2 separate regions of the Homo sapiens genome follow, and region 1 is linked to region 2. The links are chromatin loops, found by intact Hi-C in ENCODE. Cell type or tissue: natural killer cell. All regions are shown on one strand.

Region 1 (8,000 bases), 190 kb before region 2:
AGCCCTGAGGTTGGAACGAGGCCATCCGTTATGGCTGGAGCAGAGTGAATGGGGGGCAAGGGTGGGGAGATGACATCAGAGAGATGGGTAGAGGCCAAATGAGGCAGATCTTGGTAAAGAGATGTCGAGAAGATGCCAGAGAGTTTGAACTGGGGCCCTCTAACTCCTTAGCTCCAGGCAGAACTCACCCCCCGTCCCCCACCCCGCGGCAAGTGGGTGAAGCCCTTGGAGAACGCAAGGACTCCAAGCCCAGGGCAGTTTCTTTCCTATCTGATTCTTTTGGGGGACAGAGTCTTGCTCTGTCGCCCAGGCTGAAGTGCAATAGCGTGATCTCAGCTCGCTGCAATCTCCACCTCCCAGGTTCAAGCAATTCTCCTGCCTCAGCCTCCTGAGCAGCTGGAATTACAGGTGTGTGCCACCATGCCTGGCTAATTTTTGTATTTTTAGTAGAGACAGGGTTTCACCATGTTGGCCAGGCTGGTGTCAAACTCCTGACCTCATGATCCACCCACCTCGGCCTCCCATAGTGCTGGGATTACAGGCGTGAGCCACTGTGCCTGTCCTGTCCCACCTGTTAGAGAAGAGGAAGGCAACCTGGTGTGTCAATGAGCCCAGAGCTGGGAGTATGGGGACCCGAGTTCTGGTTTGAGTGGTGTGTGAGACCTTGAACTGATCCCCTCTCCTCACTTGGCCTCAATCCTATCAGCTGTGGAGTGAGAGAATTGGAACAGAGGGCCCTCAGTTCTGCGGATGACACAGGAAGGAGAGGGGAGGAGGATAAAACAAAGCTCAAAGAGACTAAATGATACTCACGTGCATGGTGTCTGGCGGGGCTTGCAGCCGACTGCATCCAAAGCCACCCCAGGAGGTCATCATGATGAGGAAGTTTGGGTCTGTTTACTACGAGGTCAATGGCTGGCATCGTTCTCTGCTCAATTTTCACAGTTCCTTAGGGCTGAGAATGGACAGTCCTTTGCAGTACCAGCCAACGGACAGCAGAGGGCGCCAACTCAATGGTCAGGGATCCTGGAAGGAGGAAGTAGTTGGTCTGGAGTTTGCACAGGATGGTTGGTGGCTACCAAAGATTTCCCTTTCATAATAACCGGTGACAGCTGGTGTGTATCCATGTAGATTCATTGAACGAAGATTGACTATGGCTACTCTGCTGAGCATTGTTCTAGGTTTCAGGGAAACAGGGAATAATATAGGTCAGCAATGGCAAATGGCTTTTATATTTTTAAAAAATCAATTAATTAATTTTAATAACTTTTATCTTGAAGGTTTGCTTGCATTGGAGAACTATGCTTGGAAATTAGCGTTAAGAAAATTCTGAGGCTGCTTCCTGGCTCAGGGAGATAGGATAATGTGATTGATTAATCATGTCTGTCAGGGGGAGGTTGAGGAGGGGGCAGTGTGAGTGTCACTTCTCTAATGCAACCTTATTATGGGACAAGTGGGTAAATAAAGATGCAGAGATAGCAAGTTTATTTATATAGGGTCATGCTACTGGTAAGTGTTGGAGTTAGGACAATTGTGCAGTTTTCTAGTCATGTCTTTGGGCCTGAAGGAATGCATCTCCAGGCCTGCAGGGACTCTCTGGACAATGGTGCCATCACCAATGACCATTTTGGTAACCAGAATGCTTCCTGGTGGGGGAGGGCCTTTGATGTGGAGCCAACTGGGGTGGTGCTATGGTTTTGGGTGCTATGAAGGCCAAGCTGGTGGCCAGTGGGGGCAGGCTAGGCCATTCCAGAACCCAGAACCCATAGTTGGGACCAAACAGCTCAAAGCCAAGCAGTGGCAGAATTCAGGCTTGTCCCAGGCCACTGGACTGGGGAGTCCACGTTCGTTTTATGACCTCCACCCCACTTTGTGAGTTCCCACTGGCTTTGGATGGAGAAAGATGCGCTATGCCAGGCCCTGTGTGGGGACAGGGAGGTGCCTGAGCTAGAGTTCCTGTGTAAGGCATTTCCTGCCTATTGATGGGGACAGGTGTGGGGACAGCTTAACCCACACAAGGCAGAAGGGAGAGCTCCGCAGGACACCAGCAGAAAGGGGGAGATGGGAGGGGCAGTTACTTCTCTCTGGGGATGCCTGGGGAGGTGTCATGAAGGAAGTGCCTAAATATTTTTCTCTCATTACAAAAATAACTGTGTTTACTGCAGACAACTTTTTTTCAGAAAAAAAAATAAAATGATAAAAAGCCTCGAATCGATGTCATTACACAGAGACAGTGACTGATAGTATCTTTTTTTTCTTTTTTTGAGACATTGTCTTGCTCTGTCGCCCAGGCTGGAGTGCAGTGGTGTGACCTCAGCTCACTGCCACCTCCACCTCCCTGGTTAAAGCGATTCTCCTGCCTCAGCCTCCAGAGTAGCTGGGACTACAGGCGTGTGCCACCACACCCAGCTAATTTTTATATTTTTAGTAGAGACAGGGTTTCACCATGTTGACCAGGCTGGTCTTTAATTCCTGATCTCAGGTGATCCATCTGCCTCAGTTTCCCAAAGTACTGGGATTACAGGTGTGAGTCACTGTGCCCCACCAGTATCTTAATCATTTATTTACACATAACCACAATGATATCAGGTTGCATATATTTTTGAATTTTCTTTATTACTTAATGTAGTGGCTCTCAAAGTGTGACCCTTGACAGCAACATCCGTATCACCCGGGAGCTTGTCAGAAGTGCAAATTCTTGCTTTCCCTCTCAACCCCAAACCTCAGAGACTCTGGGGGTGGGGTCCAGTGGTCTGTGTTTTAACAAACCCTCCAGATTGTTCTGCTGCTCTGCAAATTCGTGAACCACTGACTTAGTGTATTATAAACAACTTCCCACTCTCTGACTGTCTTATGTTTAATGTGTGATCTTTTGTTGTACTGACCTGATGAATTCTGCTAAAGCAATGCTGTGGTGAACATCTTGGGTGCACGTATGTCCCTGTGCACACCGGGGCTTGTTTTGTGAGGTGCCCTTTGAGCTGAGCTAGTGACAGGAGGCAGGGGGTGGCTGCATGCAGAGAGAGGAGGGGAAGAGGCTGTGACCGCAGCTGTCTCTGACCTGGGACTGCGTGCAGACAGGAGGGACCAGAGCTCTTCTTCCCCATCACGCCCTCCCTGGAGTGGCTCTGGCAGAGCAGGAAGCAGGTGGTGAATGTGTCAACAGCAACTAGAAGCGACTTGGGCTAAAGGAGTCCAGATCTCTCGAGGCCGATGGTCAGTGCTGTCTGGTCAGCAAAGGGGAAGCTGCACTCTGCCAGGAGAAGACAGAGAAGAAAGAAGCAGCCAAAAACACGCTGCGGTGCCTTGTCCCTGCTGGCCTCAGCTTTGGTTTGTGATTGTTTTCTTGTATTTCTCCCTGCTTCCCCTCGCCTTGTGTATGGAGAAAAGATGGACTCTTTGGTCTGAGAATGCTCAACTCTGTGAGCCTTGATGTGAAATGCTGTCATTAATCCACCAGCTTTTGTCCTGTTTCCTGACATAGGCACCAGATTTCAAATTTGGGTCTCCATAGGTCCTCCCTGGACCCGTCAATTTCAGTGGCTCTACCCCAAAACACCCCAGCCCAGCCCCTTCAGAGAAGTCTCAAGACCTTGCTATCACTTTTTCTCTTGGCTCAGCTCCTGGGATTAGGCACGTGCAGATAGATCATTGTGGAAATGAGGGGGCAGCTCCCACCAGCTCACTAATTGGGATGATGAGTGAATAGGCAAGGAATGATCATGTGCTGAGGCCAACCGCTCTGCCCACTCAACCCCAATGGAGGGGAAGAGGCCGATGTTCTTACAGCCAGGAGCCAGTCTTAGCTGAGCCCAGGGCACTGCAGAGGGGCTGCACTTTTGGGTGGGAACTGCCCTGAAGCCCAAGGTGAAGCCAGCCCCTGCCTGTGACTGGGAAGAGCTGGCTGGGGCCCTGCTCAGGTGCAGCCCAGACTTGGGCACTGCTCCTGCCAGTCCACGGCTCAGCAACTTGCTGGGGCTCCACAGGCCCATTAAAGTGCTCACCTGGGGTGGAAGCCCACCTTTCTATGGCCCCAGATCTCTTCAGCTGTATCCCTTAGAAGAGTGCCTGATAAATATTGGTACAACGAATGAATGAATGAAGATGTCCCCCTCCAGCTAGGCAGCTAGATCTTGTATTACCCTTGAAATGCAGGTTATGTGTTTCTGCCACCTTCTTCTCTACTTATCCAAATTCTGCTAGTGCCTCAGCGCCTGGTCTACAGTACGTACTCAGTGTATGTGTGTTGATGTCCTCCTGTGGCTATGTGGCTCCGTGTCTACCTGTGCCCTGAGCTGTGTGTGTGTGTGTGTGTGTGTGTGTGTGTGTGTGTGTTGGAGTTGGGGTTTCTCTGTACTCCCTACAGAGCCCAGAGTTGTGCCAGGCTCAAACCAGGTCCAGACAAGGCAGCAGGAGAGTGACAGTCCTGCCACAGCCCACTCCTGATAGGGCTGAAGCAGTCTGTAAGTCCCAGATCCCTCCCCATTTGAGTTGGGAAGAGAATGTTCTTTGTTGGGTTGTCCACATTTATCACCAAATTTTACTCACCCTGATTCCAGAAAGGATGATGATGTGCTGATGCTAGAAACAGTGATTCAAGGCTAGAAGAACAAGAGCAGGAAATGGAACCAGGATGGTGGTACCAGAAAATCGGGCTGTGCCCAAACGTGTCTCTGAGCTGCTCCTTCACCAAGAGACCCACAGGATCACTGGCTTTTGGGTTTGGACAGGTACCTTCATGGTCCCCTGTGGAGCATGTGACAGAGGACATAGCCTATCGTTGAACCACAGGAACCAGATTCCAAGCCCAGCTCTTCTCTTTGTAGAACCTTGGACACATTTCCTTAAATTTGGGAAAAATCTCAAGCCATTATGTCTTAACATTTCTTTCCTGTCCCACTCTCGCTCACCTCTCCTTCTGAGACTCCAATCACACATACGTTAGACATTGTGATCTTGTCCCAAAGGTTCCTGAGGCTCTGTTCACCTTTCTTCAATTTTTGTTTGTCTCTTGGTTCTTCACATTGGGTAATTTCCATTGATTTGCCTTCAGGTTCACTGACCCTTTCTTCTTCCATCTCCAATCTGCTTGTTAAGCCCATCTAGTGATTTATTTATTATTTATTTATTTATTTTTTGAGACAGCGTTTCACTACCATTGCCCAGGCTGGAGCGCAGTGGTGCGATCTCCGCTTACTGCAACCTCCGCCTCCTGGGCTCAAGCTATTCTCCTGCCTTGGCCTCCCGAGTAGCTGGGACTACAGGCGCACATCACTGTGCCCAGCTAATTTTTGTGTGTGTTTTTTGTAGAAATAAGGTTTCACCATGTTGCCCAGGCTGGCCTTGAACTCCTGAGCTCAAGTGATCCGCCTGCCTCAGCCTCCCAAAGTGCTGGGATTATAGGCATGAGGCTCTGTGCCCAGCCTAGTGAATTTTTAAATTTTACTCATTGTATTTTTCAGTTCCAGGACGCTCATGTGGTTCTGTTAAAAATAGTTTCCATTTCTCTGCTGAGATGGGGTTGCATTTTCCTATTTTTGCATGTGTTACTTTTTGCCTGTAAACCATGCATGACTCATTGTAAAGATTCTGGATTCTCTTATCTTTCTCTGAAGGTTGTTGATTTGTGTTCAGTTAGATAATTAATCACTGGCCGATCACCTTAAGTGTGTGTGTGTGGGTTTGGTTTTACACTTTGTTAGGGCAGACCTGTGTGAAGCCCAAGCTTTCTTCCAAGCCCTTTTAACTTGGCGGGACTCAGTCTCTGCATTCCTTCTTCCCTGTGGTCATCGCCAAGGCTTGGCTTTCAGCTTTGGTAGAGAGGATCTAGAGTAGCCTCATTCAAGGCCAGGGTTTCTCAACCTTGGAATGATTGGCATTTGGGCCAGGGCAGTTCTCCGTGGTGGGGGCTGTCCTGTGCGTTGTAGAATGTTTAGCCGCATCCCTGGCCTCTACCTAACAGATGCCAGTAGCAACCCTCACAGTTATGACAACCAAAAATGTCTCCAGACTTTGCCAAATGTCTTCAGAGGGCCAGAATCATTCCTTATTAAGAACCATTGCTCTAGTGTATGGTCCTTCCTTGGAGATATTTGGGAAGAGCCTCTCATTAACTTTTGATAATCTCCTGAAATGAGGTTACACACCCATCACACAGGGCCTTCCACTCAGCTGAGAGAAGAATCTGTTCCATTACTTCCCCTCACTGTGGAGGACACTACAAATTTACATGCGTTAGCATCAGTCCTGGAGCAATCTTGAGAATATCACAACTAAATTGCCCTGTAATCTTTAGGGTGTTAAATTAGCTACATGTGAATATTTGAAATAGATCTTGATATTTGCACTTTGTGTCAGTATTTCCTCCCACTTTTTAATATGATCAGCCTTCCAAGATGGAAGAGATGGGGGCTCCACTTGCCCTCTGTGAGGCTCAGTGTGTGTGCTCTCCATGATCTCCCTGATCCATTTCCCCCCATGTTCCACGGAGCTGTTTCTTGCTGCCTTTCTGAGGAGGCCTCTCTATTCCTCCCTTCGTCCTTATAGTCTCTATGGTCAGTGCTTGGCCAATTTCCCACCGGAAGAACCCACGCCCCAGTGTCAGGGAGTGGTTCCAGGTGAGGGCTGGGGCTGGGCTCTCTGGAGAGCTTGGGGGAGCTGGTGCAGTAGAGGGTTGCAGAGAGAGCTTTCTTCAGGTCTGCTCTGGGCTAAGACGGCAGAAGAAATCTTAGAGGAAGAAGGAAATAGTTTGGCTGCTGTCTGCACCCTGTTGGGGCTTAACCCAAACCACACTGGTTTTCTCTACATGGTTTCTTGGCAACTTGCAGACCAAATATGGTTAAAAATAAATGGCAGCCCAAGATAGGTGAGAACACCACAGGAGAATACTAGGGTCCTTTACATGACTTCAGATCTTCAAGCCCTGCAAGAACCTCTGAAGTGACCCCATAATGTCCATCCCTAAGGAATGAAAACCAGCGTGGCATTAGAAGGCTGGCGAGAGTGGGGAGGTGGTGGGGGGGTGGTGCTGGGCCTTGTATCATTTTCAAAAAAGAGGAATATTCAGATTCTGAGCAATTACTGACCAACCACGAGGCATAGCCTTGCACTACTGGAACATTCTAGAAGAGTGAAAAACAACTGAAAGTGATGACTCCTGGGAATAAAGTCTTGCCGAACTAACTCCATTGTCTTTTTGATACAATGCCCAGGCTAGGTGTTGGCAAGAACAGGTGGAGCATTGCTGATTGAACAACCTTCCTAAAGATTATGCCCAGTGGGTAGGTCCTCGCCTCGAGCTCCTCTCTTCCTAGGTCCTGAAGCGCTGCCATACCCCCGTTTGTTTTAGTTCCCTGAGTACTCTCTTATTCCTCTCACTTCCGGTGACTCTGGGCCTTCCTTCCTGTTGTTCCTTCTGCCTGGAATGCTCTTCCCCACACTCATTTCCTAGCTGACTCCTCGCGCCTCCAGACTCAGCTGAAACTTCACTCCTCCAGGGAGGCTCCCACTGCCTGCACGTCCTCCTTCCTCCCGTGTTCAGATTCAGCACCCTGCCAAGGGTTTGTTCCATGGCCATCCAACTGTGAGCTCGAGTGTCTGTTTTGTGTGTGTCTGTGTGTTGAGGGCAGGTGGGGGGCACACTGAAGAGTATCTGTGAAATGATATAAGGAGAGTATCTGTGAAATGATATAAGGAAAGCTTTACATCTTATCTCAGCCTGTGTCCTAAAAAGTGGTTAAGGGCCTGAAATAACCAGAAAAGATAATGTTCAGAGGAAGGCTGTCATTTAGAAGACAGACTAGAAATTATAAAGACTTTTCCAAAGGGCAGAACCAGGACCCACAGGTAGAAGCCAGAGGGCAACAGATTTTTGCTTACTCTAAGTGAAACCTGTCTCTGCCAGAGACTGGTGATTGCCTGCTCCTTCTTAGTACCAGAACCTCAGTTTTACCCAGGGCAGCCCTGTGTCTGTTAAAAGAACACATTTTCCAGTTTATCTT
Region 2 (8,000 bases):
AATGATTCATTAATGTCATTTCGGGTAGTAGGAAGTCCTATGAAGAAAAACAAAGCTGGGAGAAGGAGTGGAGCGTGCAAGGGATGGAACAAGGGATGGGGCGGGGAGGCCTCCTGAAGAGGTGACCTTTGAGCAGGGGCCTGAAGTGAGCAGCCAGCAGAGTGTGGCTGCCGAGGGTTTGGCGTGGGCAGGAGAAGTGACCCTGAGCCCGCAGTTGGGCCTTTGAAGGCCTTAGAGTTTCTGTAGTTTCTTCCTGGGCTGAGGAGAGGCAGCTGCTCCAGGTCCCTGGCTCCCAAGATCCCCACAACCCCCAGGAGTGTCTCCTGCGCTAGGGGCAGGGCTAGCGGAGTCTGCCCAGCAGGAGGGAAGGGGTTAACCACAGACCTCCTGGGTTCTCCTAATCAACCCCAGGCCTCTGGAAGCCCCACTTGCAGCCCTGGGAGGGAACCGCTCGCCTCCCTGCCCGCTGGCCCCCGGCCAGCCCGTTTCCCTGCCCAGCCACCGACCCGGCTTTCATCTGCTCACAGGGGGCCGATTCACAGCAGACCACCCCAGGCCCGGCACCCGCCTGCGATTCCGCGAGGCTGTTAAGAGTCGGGTGTAAATCTCCTGACAGGCCGCAGAGCCGGCCTCGGGCCCGGCGCCCCACCCTGCTGCTGGGTAGACAGTGGCTGCTGTGTCTGGGTCACAGCCGCACCAGGCGGCCAAGAAGGCTGCCGAGTGGCTTCAGATGGGTGACGGGCCTGGTCATTGGAGCCCACACTGTCCCCAGCAGACGATGCTGTTCCTGTGGCCCTGCCCGACTCTGCTTTTCCCAAGAGGCTGAACACTGAGCTGGCCTCTTGCCAGCTGGACCTTACGGCCAGGTGACCCAGCTCTTCTCTCATGGAGGTCTTGGGAAGCGATGACCTTAGCAGCTGAGCTCCATGTGTGACCTTTCCAGGTTTGAATCTCAGGGGTGCCACACACCGTGTGACCTTGACCGTGTGCCTCCACTTTTCCATCTGTAAAACGGGGGTGATAGTCACAGCCTGTCAGAGGGATATGACCCTTGGAGACGACATGCATGGCCCCCCTTGCACAGTGCCCGGCACATCATGGATGCCTGCTAAAATGGTTGCCACTCCTATGACAGGGGCTTGTGTTGGGCCTGCATGGAGGCAAGGGGGTAACCCTGATGGTCTCTTGGTTCCCCCAGAAGCATCAGGTACCTGGCGGGGGTAGGACCCCAGGCTGGCCAGGCTGGTGGTGGGGAAGGATTCCCTGGGGACAGTGGTAAAGGAGCTGCCAACCCAGAATCCAGCCCTGGTCCTCTAGCTCCCACACTGCGTGACCCTGGTGAGTCCCCAGACTGGCTGGGGCCCAGCATTCCTGCTCCCACTTTGGCCTTTATCATATGCCTGTGAGGTGGGTCACCCCCACTGCACAGACGCATCAGAGAGGAGCTGTTTGCCTAGGAGCAGATGGCCAAGTCAGAATGGGAACCCAGAACACCTTCCTCAAAGGCCAAGGCCTGGTGGGCTGTGTAATTCTTGAAACCTTTCCTGACCCTCGGGGGTTAGAGGTGTGATCCCCATTTTGCAGATAAGACAGCTGAGGCCCAGAAGGCAAGAGTGGCTTGCCCAAGACAGTGACCACTGGTGGGTGAGAGCTGCCTGGTATGAGCTTGGGGCCACTGGGCCCTTGGGAGGGGCAGGCTGGGATCTGCCCTCCCATAAGTGAGGGTCATAGACACTAATCCAGGCCATGCTGGAGGAGCTGTCTGATCTGAGCCCAGCAGCTGGAGGCTGACAGCAGCCAGGACAGGCCCTGAGGGCCAACGCGGGGCTTTCCCCAGCCATCTCAGTCCTCTGCTTTTAAAAGCATGTGGCCTGTCCTCCAGCTCATCGGCACCCTCAGGGGTTAGACAGTATGATAACCACTTTACAGATGTGGAAACTGTGGCCCAGAGGCAGAGAGTGACTTGGTGGTCTAGAGCAGGGTATGATTGGAAATTGCACTCTCAACCCTGAGCTTCAGAGCAGGGAAGGGCCCCTGGTGGAGTCCACTGAGACCTTCTCATCTTCCTCTCCCAAGTCCTATCCTCCTGGGCCTGCAGATAGCAGCTCTGGGCCTGGGGCTGGACGGGGCCCTAACATCTATTGTGGAGTCCCGATACATCTATTGATGTATCGAACCCAGGCTGGCTGTGAACCCCGCCCTCTTCCGCCACAATAGATGTGTTTTCACAGGCTCTAGGGAGAGCAGGTGGCTGTGTGTCTTCTGCTTGACCTTGAGCTCACTGGCTGTCCAGAGCCTCAGTTTTTTCACCCATATGATAGGATGGTGGCAGACATTACTCAAGGGGATGCTGCCAGGCGAAACAAGATGGTGCTTGTCAGCTGCTTAGACGCTGCCGTGGAGGAAGCACCCAGCAAGCATCTGCTGCCGTTTTGATGATTTCCACTCCTGCTGGCGACTGCTTTAAAGGACAGCCCTAGCCTGCAGAGGTGTGATGGGGATCTACTGTGGGAGAAGGGGGGCTTCCTGGAGGAGGGGCTCCTGGACTGGGCTTCACAGGACAGAAAGCATTGCTGGCAGAGGCTGTCCTGAGCTGAGGCTCTGAAGAGTGGGGGGCAGAGAATATTCAAGAAATACTGGGAACAGCAGCAGCAGGAAGAAGTGGTAGTGGGTGGGCCCTGGGGCCAGCAGCCCTGCCTTCTTTTCTTTCTGGGGCCCCTCTGACCAGCGGCTGATCTTTGCTACCTTAAATCAGGGACTTTCAAAAGGAAGGGGCCTCAGTGAGCAGACTGTGCAGAGGGGAAACTGAGGCGTAGCAGGACTGGGCCCAAGGTGACGGAGTGGGTTAGAGCCAGAGCTCCCCACGCAGCTCTTGCTCTGGGTAACCGAATGAAAGAGGCTTTTTCTGAAGACCATCTTCTTTCCTCAGGCACTGGAACTTCTGTCCTATTCCCAGTGTGAGAGCCCTGGCCCTGTGGCTCTGAGACTCTCTGGCGCCCTGGCCACGTGGGGCCGCCTTGGCTCCCCTCTCCCCTCCCTGGCAGTGGCTCCAGCGTTCCACAGTAACAAGGAAGCTATTTCCGAAGTGCTGTTGGACTCCCCTCCTCCGGGAAGTCTGCCCTACGGAGGGCAAGGGAGCATGTGGTGGGAGCGTGGGTTCCGGGGTCAGATTACCTGACCCACAGCCTGGGTCCCGGAACAGGCGCTCAGCGTCGGTCTCATGGTGAAGCCTCGGTGGCCCCGTCTAAACAATGGGAACAAAAGGGAAAGTGTCAGGAAAAGAGCCCTGGGCTTGGAGTCGGGGGATCCGGGTGTGAATCCTGCCTTGCTGCTCAGGCTCTGTGTTCCTCACACGACTTCAGCATCCTGGCCTCCACACCCCGGTCTCCAGCATGGGGATGATAGTTCTGCTTCCTTTGGGCATGAGCAGAGATAAAAGCGATGGTCATGATGGTGGTGACCCACGTGACTGGAAAGTGTCCACACCTTAGGCCAGCACCTCAACCCACAAAGACAGTGTGATGGGGACACCGCAGCTCGGGGTGGGGGAAAGGAGTGTGACTTGAGTGAGGCCACCAGACTGCAAGTGACAGGACCCGTCCTCGAACCCAGGCTGGCTGTCAACCCCGCCCTCTTCCGCCAGGCCGCAGGAGTAACTGTAAACACTCTTTGTACATGGTGTGACTCAGAAACAGGGGACTTTATTCTCCTGTGACGAAAGTAACAAGGCCTGAGGTTTTGCACCAGCCCTATTGGCTCCCTTCAAGCTTGTGGCTGACTAAAACACCCAGATCCTTTGCACTCAGGCTGTTGTCGGATCAGTCTGTGGTCCCCACGTCCACCCGGCAGGCTTCATGCCTGTTAAGATTCTTCTGCTCACTTGTCCCCCAGCTCATCCACATCTCCCTGCCATTTCCAGTGGCCTCAGGAGCAAGGACAACATTTCCTCCAAGGCCTGTTAGGGCTGAGGACTCGGTCTGGAATTGGAAGCTCTGGCCGTACTGGGCCTGCCCTCCTCAGGGTAGCAGTCAGGTGCTTTCCACAAGGCATCTCCTCCCCATCCGCTCCAGGCCCCACCCATCCCACTTGCCTCGTTCACGTGACTTGCCCCATCCCCATGGGCATCTGAGTTTGCAGCCCCAGCTCCAGCTAAACTCGCCCCCAGCCCATGTTTTCCCCTTTGTTGCCAAGGGCCCTGGGAGGCAGCAGTGGGGGCCTGGCCAGAGACCAAATGGTCTTATTCCTGCCACCAAGTGTCCCATGGATTCCTGGTCTGGGGCCTCATTGGAGGAGAAGGTGGGGCTCCCTGGTTCTTGGTGACTGGCTGAGCCCCTGTGGCTCCCAGGCCCCCTGCTTTCTTTCTGAGGCTCCCAGATACCTGTTTGAGCTTCCAACAGGGATGCGTAGGGAGCTTGGGGGCCTACAAGTACCAGAATCCATTGCGTTCCCATTCTGAAAATCAGAAATCAGGCCCATGCGAGGCCTCGGGCTCTGTCCCCTCATGCCCTACAGTGGTCGACAGGCTTTTCCCACTTTTCGAGTCCCCAGCAATCACTTGTTCAGGCCCCAAGAAGCGCAGTGAGTTCTGTTTTACCTCCCACCTACATCTTGCCTCTTCTCCCTCTGCCAAACTAGAAAACGCACATGTCATTCTAGACCCAAGGCCTTAGGCAAACCTTCTCCTCCCCCTTACCCCCTCCCACATTTTTTTTTTTTTTTTTTTTTGAGATGGAATCTTGCTCTGTCACCTAGGCTGGAGTGCAGTGGTGTGATCTTGGCTCACTGCAACCTCCGCCTCCCGGGTTCAAGCGATTCTCCTGCCTCAGCCTCCCAAGTAGTTGGGATCATAGGCGCCCGCCACCACGCCCGGCTAATTTTTGTACTTTTAGTAGAGACGGGGTTTCACCATATTGGTCAGGCTGGTTTCAAACTCCTGACCTCACTCAGGTGATCCGCCCGCCTCGGCTTCCCAAAGCGCTGGGATTACAGGCGTAGCCACCATGCCTAGCCTCCATCTTTTCTAAAGGGTCCCAGGTCCAGGAAATCCCACCCCTTGTTCGGCGTGTGGCCTCCAACAAGCTTCCTCGCCTCTCCGCAGTTGCAGTTCTCTTACTTGTAAAAGAGGGCCTGGCCACCCTGCCTGACTGGCAGCCTCCCACCAAGTCACGTGAGGTAGAATGGCCGTGACCGTGTTAGGGTTGATCAGCCGAACCCTGGAGTGCACAGTCCTCCAAGGGAGCCGTCCTTTCCTCGGGTCAGCCCTGGAGAAGCTGCAGCCACTAGGGGGTGCGAACAGGGACGTTCCCGGGAGTGTTGCATGTAAGGGAACTAAAGGGGAAGCTTGAGAAGGACTGAAATGTGGGTGGAGAGGACTGCGGAGTGAACTGTGCCTCCAGTGGCCAGCAGGAAAGAGGGAGAGCAGCGTCATTCTCGCCATGCTTGTTGAATCCCTTCCGTAGCAGGGAGGATCCCCAGGGTTTTATGGGAACTCCGTCATTTCTGTGGGGCTGGATTACTGTCCCCATTTTGCAGATAGGGAAACTGAGTTTGAGCTCCAAGGTGTGCTACTAAGAAAGCAAGTTACAGAATGACACACCCGGACTGAGGCTGTTCAAGAGAGTTCCATGAGAAGCCTACTTTGCGTTTTCCATTCATGGAAGATGAAAAATGTCTGGAAAGAAACTGGTCACGGTGGGGACTCTGGAGAGGAGCTTAGAGCGGTGGACAGAGCCTTATCTGTAATGCTTTTATTTTTGTAAATATTCACGTGTTGCTTGTGAAATGTAAAATTAGTAATTAAAAAAGTGTGTGTGGCGGGGGAGGTCCCTGCAAGCTTGATATCACTCCAGAAGTGTCCCTCGGCCTCAGCAGGCCGCAGGAGGGTGGGAGCCTGGCCACCTTGACCCTCCCAGCACCTCTGAGTCCTCGGATGTGAGGCTGGGATTCTTCCTGTGTGGGCTCTGGCAGATAGGGAGTGGAAAATGCTGGCAGTTTTCTCCAGGTGTGACATCTCGTCCCCTGACCCCAGCTTCCAGGCAGAGATGGCTGTCTAGTCCCTCATGCAAGCCCCCTACACCTCTGCCCAGCATCCTGGTGGAGTTATTTTTCTGCCTGAGGCCCAGAGAGAAGAAGGCATGTTCTGGGGATCCCAGAGTGACTTAGGGCTGGAAAAGCCTGCAGTCCCCTCCTGGGGCCACCTCCCATTGTTCTTGTAGACATGGGAGACAGTGTGCAAGGCAGGCTGGGATGCTGGGAGGCAGAGGGTGGCAGTGCTCCTGGGTTATCTCCCTGCCTCCCTTGGGGGCATGAGCCACTTTCTCATGTCTGTTGCCTCAGTTTCCTTTTTTTAGATCTAGGGTCCTTGTTCCGTTGCCCAGACTGGGATGCAGTGGTACAATCAGCTCACTGCAGCCTCCACCTCCTGGGCTCAAGTGATCCTCCTGCCTCAGTCATCCCAGTAGCTGGGACTACAGGCTTGTGCCACCCCACCTGGCTAAGTTTTTCTTTTTTCTTTTTTTTTTTTAATTTTTGTACAGACAGGGGTCTCGATAGTTGCCCAGGCTGATCTCAAACTCCTGGGTTCAACTGATCCTCCCATCTCAGTCTCCCAAAGTGCTGAGATTATAGGCGTAAGCCACTGCACCTGGCCCTCAGTTTCCTCTTCTGCCAAACAGTGTGTTGTAGAGGTTTGGATCACCGTGTGTCGTAGAGGTTTGGATCACCACATGTCGTAGAGGTTTGGATCACCGCGTGTCGTAGAGGTTCAGATCACCGCGTGTCATAGAGGTTCAGATCACCGCGTGTCGTAGAGGTTCGGATCACCGCGTGTCGTAGAGCTTCGGATCACCGCGTGTCGTAGAGGTTCGGATCACCGCGTGTCATAGAGGTTTGGATCACCGCGTGTCGTAGAGGTTCGGATCACCGCGTGTCGTAGAGGTTCGGATCACCGTGTGTCGTAGAGGTTCGGATCACCGCGTGTGGTTGAGGTTCGGATCACCGCGTGTTGTAGAGGTTTAGATCACCGCGTGTTGTAGAGGTTTAGATCACCGCGTGTGGTTGAGGTTTAGATCACCGCGTGTTGTAGAGGTTTACATCACAGTGTGTTGTAGAGGTTTAGATCACCGCGTGTTGTAGAGGTTTACATCACAGTGTGTTGTAGAGGTTTAGATCACCGTGTGTTGTAGAGGTTTAGATCACCGTGTGTTGTAGAGGTTTGGATCACCGTGTGTTGTAGAGGTTTAGATCACCGCGTGTTGTAGAGGTTTACATCACAGTGTGTTGTAGAGGTTTAGATCACCGCGTGTTGTAGAGGTTTAGATCACCGCGTGTTGTAGAGGTTTAGATCACCGCGTGTTGTAGAGGTTTGGATCACCGTGTGTTGTAGAGGTTTAGATATGTGGGGTGGCACATAACGACCATTCTCTGTTCAGAAAGTCTTTTGAAAACCTCTGTGAAGAGGCTGGCGGTGACCTCAGGGTTCTCCCAGCAGAGGCCTAAGGTCAGACCTCAGGAAGAACTTCCCAGCAGAGTGAGGCATTTCTGTCTCCACTGAGACTCTGGGGAAGCAACGGCTGATGGGCTTCCTGTGCTCTGCAGGGCACCGGCAGAAGCTGGAGGACCAGACCAAGCCGTTCCCTGACCGCTTTGGGGACCTGGAACGGCTGCGCATGCGGGTGACACCGAGCACACCCAGCCCCCGAGGCTCACTCAGCACCACAAGCCACTTCAGCAGCCAGCCCCAGACCCCAATCCAAGGTACGGCACGGAGGGAGGGGCTGCAGCGGGGTGAGGTGGGGGTGGAGGGCCTCGATGTGGTCCAATCTGCCCCAGACCAAAAGCCTGTCCGAAGATCAGTCACTGCACCCCCTTGTTTTGTAGAGGAGCTGCTGGTGCTCATTGGCACCTGCAGACGGTTCCTGTGGGCTTTCTGTGTGCTAGCCATCATTCGTTCACTCAGCAAACACTGACATTACTGACACATGCCTGGTGCCTGGCCCCAG

Evidence for each region. Hi-C counts contacts between places; a loop is a spot of excess contacts. Peaks named below come from ENCODE experiments on the same cell type or tissue, not always from the same donor. Only the 100,000 strongest peaks of a DNase experiment are listed, where the experiment ranks them.
Region 1: a loop joins it to region 2, with 8 times the contacts of the local background. A loop is called at or near these places in 6 of 110 quality-filtered maps.

Annotation. Positions count from the first base shown.
Region 1 is chr1:25,094,610-25,102,609 of GRCh38, reverse strand. No RefSeq gene overlaps it. Among named protein-coding and RNA genes, the nearest start is that of LINC02793, 57 kb to the right of the region's middle. RefSeq lists an enhancer at 6,504-6,553. In natural killer cell, CTCF peaks have their summits at 810 and 1,010 (motif pointing right); DNase peaks (open chromatin) are centred at 999, 2,739, 3,009, 6,779 and 2 weaker places; H3K4me3 peaks cover 366 bases; H3K27ac peaks cover 2,282 bases.
Region 2 is chr1:24,907,014-24,915,013 of GRCh38, reverse strand. RUNX3 (RUNX family transcription factor 3) reads left to right here. Exons shown (of 5, transcript NM_004350.3): 4 at 7,597-7,755. Among named protein-coding and RNA genes, the nearest start is that of MIR6731, 8.4 kb to the left of the region's middle. RefSeq lists an enhancer at 19-534. In natural killer cell, CTCF peaks have their summits at 4,960 and 5,181; DNase peaks (open chromatin) are centred at 1,863, 2,403, 3,693, 4,043 and 2 weaker places; H3K4me3 peaks cover 676 bases; H3K27ac peaks cover 8,000 bases.